2 separate regions of the Homo sapiens genome follow, and region 1 is linked to region 2. A link is a contact called in ENCODE Hi-C data. All regions are on one chromosome and are shown on one strand. Each heading gives the region's core, a stretch centred on a gene start or an enhancer-like site at or near the end of the contact. The rest is flanking DNA. Distances are from core to core; before and after follow the strand shown.

Region 1 (2,700 bases), core at 50-2,549, 370 kb after region 2:
AAAATAGCCAGGCGTGGTGGTGCATGCCTATAATCCCAGCTATTCAGGATACTAAACCTTCAACATATGGGATCTGACTCTATCTCTGGGTAGATAGTGCCAGAATTAAACTGAATTGGAGGACATATAGCTGGTGTCCACAGCTGAAGGACTACTTGCTTGGTGTGGGGGGAAAAACTCCCGTACACTGGTCACAGAAGTATTGTTGACTGCTGAGTAAGAGAATAGGAAAAATCACTTGGTTGTTTTTTTTTGTTCCTCCACCTATAATGTCATGTTTGGTGTCAGAAGTGGGATTTACTACACCAGCCCTGCTCATGGAAACATGTAGTTTGGGAAGAAAAAGGATAAAGGGTGGGAGGTGAGGAACTTTTGATTCCTGGGTGGCCGTGTGGTCCCCCATGGTACGAAGTATCAGCTGTGCTACAATCAGTTACAAAAGGTAAAAGTTACCAATAAAATTTAGAGATGGATCCAACTCCCAGGGAGTAGGTTTACCAAATGGATAAAGAAATGCAAACTAGGCTGGGTGCAGTGACTCACGCCTGTAATCCCAGCACTTTGGGAGGCCGAGGCGGGAGAATCACTTGAGGTCAGGATTTCCTCAACACCAGCCTGGGTGACATGGTGAAACCCTGTCTCTAATAAAAATACAAAAATTAGGTCGGGCACGATGGCTCATGCCTGTAATCCCAGCACTTTGGGAGGCTTCAGCAGGCAGATCACCTGAGGCCAGGAGTTTGAGACTAGCCTGACCAACATGGAGAAACCCCAACCCTACTAAAAATACAAAGTTAGCCAGGCGTAGTGGCATGCGCCTGTAATCCCAGGTACTCAGGAGGCTGAGGCAGGAGAATCGCTTGAACCCAGGAGGTGGAGGTTGCGGTGAGCCGAGATTGCACCATTGCACTCCAGCCTGGGCAACAAGAGCAAAACTCTGTCTCAAAACAATGACAACAACAACAACAAAAATACAAAAATTAGCTGGGCATGGTGGTGCGGGCCTGTAGTCCCAGCTACTTGGGAGGCTAAGGTGGGAGGATCACTTAAGCCTGGGAGGTGGAGATTGAAGTGAGCCTAGATTGCACCACTGCACTCCAGCCTGGGTGACAGAATGAGACCATGTCTCAAAACAACAAAAAAGAAATGCAAACTAATAAGAAAAAAACACAAAATTTCAATTCCTTGTTTACTGTTATATATAATAGCTAAAAATGAAAGTAAAAGGGAGTTCTGGGTCAATCTTGATGCTAGACTAAGTTTAGCTTTCAGTTAGTCTGAGCTTTGGCCACAAGCCACAAAGCCTCCCCCAGAAGGGAAAAATTATAGAGAGACAACAGAAAGTACCTCTAAGACCTGTGGTTACCAAAAAGGCAGTCAATGCGGGGAAGCAGCAAAACCAAGATACTGTGAAAACTAGAGGGATAGTATGAAGGAAGCGTTTCATTTTGCAGATTGGTATCATCAGGCTCCTGAGGAGGCTTTACTAAAATGGATTTTGAGAGCAACAAATTTAGGAGCAGTATCTTTGGTTTGAAGTGCTGCAGAGTGAAAGAGCATGTTTGGGTTGATACAGGACCCACAGCTCACTATGGAACAATCACAGATAGCTCTACGACACACAGACACATAGGAGGTTATTCCCAAGGGAACAGCCAGCCTGATGGACTGGATAAAAGCCATGGTAAGGTCTGTTTACCCTGCAAAGGGGGACTGCCTGGCTCCACCTACAAATGCCAAATAGAACACTCAGATGAAGCAGCTGATATACTTCATATGCAAGCCATATGGGACTGGCTTTAGGATAAATGACATATTCACTCACTTAATATTGCCAAGAACCCTTTAATGGGAACCCCAGCCCCCTAAAATAACTATATTGCTGCAAAAGGGAAAGACAATTCGGGAAGCCTTATCAAATGTACTGTCTCAGATTCCCCTCACGAGTCTTTCAGATGCTAATAAAAACACTACGTTAGCCATTGTTTCGGACAAAGCTCCTGCACTAGGCCCCAAAAGACCAGACTAAAAACTAAAATGGGCCGGGCAAGGTGGCTAACGTCTGTAATCCCATCACTTTGGGAGGCTGAGGCTGGCGGATCACCTGAGGTTAGCCGGGCATGGTGGCGGACACCTGTAGTCCCAGCTACTCGGGAAGCTGAGACAGGAGAATTGCTTGAACCCGGGAGGTGGAGGTTGCAGTGAGCCGACACTGCGCCACTGCACTCCATCCTGGGCAACAAAAGTGAGACTCTGTCTCAAAAAAAAAAAAAAGGAAAAAACTAAAATAGAATTACTCATGCTAAAATTATATGTTAAGAAACCAAGCTGTTTACCTGACCTTCTGAGAAATCAGAAGAATGAGAGATAATAGCCAAATTCCAAAACAGGCCAGTTTTATGTAACATGATGATGAAGTTCCCTCTGTGTGTGTTTTTTGTTTTTTTTTTTTTTTAGACAGAGCCTCGCTCTGTTGCCCAGGCTGGAGTGCAGTGGCGCGATCTCAGCTCACTGGAACCCCTTCCTCCCAAATTCAAGCTATTCTCGTGCCTCAGCCTCCTGAGTAGCTGGGGCTACAGGCACGTGCCACCATGCCCAGCTAATTTTTTGTATTTTTAGTAAAGACAGGGTTTCACCATGTTGGCTAGGCTGGTCTTGAACTCCTGACCTCGTGATCCACCCACTTCGGCCTCCCAAAGT
Region 2 (2,792 bases), core at 287-2,786:
AAGAGATAGAAAACTTTAACTTTTTCGAAGAGAGTTAGTCATATCAACCAAAGGCAATGTCTGCACTGCACCTTGTTTGAATATTAATTCAAATAAGATATAAAAATCATTTATGAGATAAGGGAAATTTGAACACTCAACGATTTAATATTAAAAATTATTGCTAATTTTCATATCTGTAATAATGGTAGTGTTATTACACTTTCTAAAATCCTATTTGAGAAATAAATACATGGCAAAATATCTAAACTTGACCCTTAAACAACATAGGCTGGAAATGAGGTCTATTCATATGTGGATTTTCTTCTACCTCTACCATCCAAGAAAGCAAGAACAGCCTTTCTCTTTTCCCTTACTCCTCCAACTACTCAACGTGAAGACAAGGATGAGTATCTTTACGATACACTTCCATTTAATGAATAACAAATATATTTTCCTTTCCTTATTCTTCAATTCTTCACCCCTCATTCTTCATACTTGTATACCTGTTTTCAGAGCTCTAATTGCCTCCAGGATATCTATTTATTTTACTATTATTTTAAAAAATAGAGATGGGGTCTTGCTATGTTGCCCAGGTTAGTCTTGAACTCCTGGACTTAAGTGATTCTTCTGCCTCAGCCTCCCAAAGTGCTCAGATTATAGGTGTGAGTTACCACACCTGGCACCACTATGATGTTTGCCACCCTTTTGGGGTATGGCATACTAGACCATCCTGTGGGGATGGCCTCCAGGGTATTATAGCTTGCTGTCATCATACAAAGCTCCTTATTTGAGGCCAGCTTTTGTCACTTCCCCACAAAACTGTTTGGTTCTATTGTTGTCTTGCCTTTGGCTCAGTGCATTTTTGTTTTTCCTTTTAGAAGTTTGCTTCTGATGCCCTTTTACAGGCATGAGCCACCACACCAGCCTAATGATTATAGTTCTAATTTGCATTCCTCTTTCGGGTTGAAGCTTGAACATCTATCTGTATTATTAGAAAGCAAAACTTAATATAAACATTCTCAAGATAGGGTTCCAGCCTGCTGGGTGACAGAGCAAGACTCCGTCTCAAAAAAGAAAAAAAAAAAAACATGTAACAATCTCTTTAGAACTGTAGGAAAAAATAAACAACGTCCTAATCTCTGGGCATGTGGGCACTAACAGTCAACTCTCTATTACTTAATTGAACTTGGTATTTAATCTCTCCTTTGGGAGATCCGTTTGGATTTCCATGAATAGGTCAAACTTGTTATCCTTCAGTTACATATAACTATACTTCAACTCTATACAAAGTTTTATCCTTCAGGAGAAAAACCATAAATAAGACACTCATTGATTTTACCTATTTAGAAACATCCAGAAAGATCAAACTTAACATTTCAATTCTGTAATCTCTCTTTCTGTTTTTGACACAGGGTCTCTGTCACCCAGGCTGGAGTGCAGTGGTGCAATCTTGGTTCACTGCAGCCTCTACATCCTGAACTCAAGTGATCCTCCCACCTCAGCATCCGGAGTAGCTGGGACTATAGGCATGCACCACCACACCCAGCTAATTTTCCTATTTTTTGTAGAGGCTGAGTTTTCCCACATTGCCTGGGCTGGGTTCAAACTCCTGGGCTCAAGCAATCCGCTGACCTCAGCCTCCCAAAGTGCTGGGATTACAGGCATGAGCCACCACAGCTGGCCAATTCTGTAATATTAATCTGTACAGTCTCTTCACAAATATGCTAGTAATTACCAGGTATTCCCATTCAACCTCATATGCATGACATTAGAGCTTCGTGTCACTAGAGACTAAAACAAAGACTACTGAGAAGTCAGTAAGAAAGCAGAACCACAATGAAATAAGAAGAAAATAGTGCTTGCCGTAATAACAAAACCAGCAAACTTTGGACCTAAAGCCAGAAATGCAACCTAGACTGTGAGGTTCAATTAAAGAACACAGACAAAGTTCTGAGAGGCATGTTAGGCATGGGGCAAGAATGACAGGTCAGTATTCAGATATCCAAACAGAGTGGGGAGTTACTAAAATATGCACTCACTTCAAGTGTGCGAGGCACAAGAGATGAGAGAAGGTGCACACTGAAACTGGACACATAACTATACCTGAAAGGAAATAATTCTGGCACAATCTGCATAAAAGACTTGGAAAAATTCTTATTCCTGACAATGCTAACCCTATCCTTTACGTCTTTTTTAGTCCCACTTTTAATTTTAAGGAAACTGTATTACATATATCTTCCTTTTTTTTTGAGACAAGCCACTGCACCCGGCCTGTATTACACGTATCTTTCTAAACTACTGCAAGTGATTTCAGATAAAAATATTTCACTGTGGCCGGGCATGGTGACTCATGCCTGTAATCCCAGCATTTTGGGAGGCCGAGTCTGGCGGGTCACCTGAGTCAGGAGTTCAAGACCAGCCTGGCCAACATGGAGAAACCTGGTCTCTACTAAAAATACAAAAATTAGCCATGTGTGGTGGCAGGCACCTGTAATCCCAGCTACTCAGGAGGGTGAGGCAGGAGAACTGCTTGAACCTGGGAGGTAGAGGTTGCAGTGAGCCGAGATTACACCACTGCACTCCGGCCTGGGTGACAGAGCGAGACTATGTCTCAAAAAAAAAAAAAAAAAATTTCATTGTGCAGAAACTACAGACACAAAGCAAGTTCCACAATATGTGACCTAGGAAAAATCATATCACTTTGGTATTCTATCCTCAAGTGTCCAGGTTAGGACTTGTGATAAAAGCTAAACAAGAACCAAGGACAGAAAAGAGTTCCAACTGGGAACCCAGAGTTAACAGTAGGGTAC

Evidence for each region. A loop is a pair of places that touch in the nucleus more often than their neighbours do. Pooled maps may share reads with other maps.
Region 1: a loop to region 2 is called in a pooled map, with 5 times the contacts of the local background. The contact joins two enhancer-like sites. A Hi-C loop is called at or near these places in 2 of 37 single-sample maps with no recorded cell type and 2 of 50 pooled maps.

Annotation. Positions count from the first base shown.
Region 1 is chr3:48,111,337-48,114,036 of GRCh38, forward strand. No RefSeq gene overlaps it. Among named protein-coding and RNA genes, the nearest start is that of CDC25A, 76 kb to the right of the region's middle. RefSeq lists enhancers at 2,057-2,558, 2,559-2,700. Within about 2 kb of position 1,300, at least 4 of the 41 ENCODE cell types and tissues checked have a DNase peak (open chromatin) inside an H3K27ac peak, as active enhancers do.
Region 2 is chr3:47,741,218-47,744,009 of GRCh38, forward strand. The region is part of intron 3 of SMARCC1 (SWI/SNF related BAF chromatin remodeling complex subunit C1); the gene reads right to left. Among named protein-coding and RNA genes, the nearest start is that of SMARCC1, 39 kb to the right of the region's middle. RefSeq lists an enhancer at 1,904-2,043. Within about 2 kb of position 1,537, at least 2 of the 41 ENCODE cell types and tissues checked have a DNase peak (open chromatin) inside an H3K27ac peak, as active enhancers do.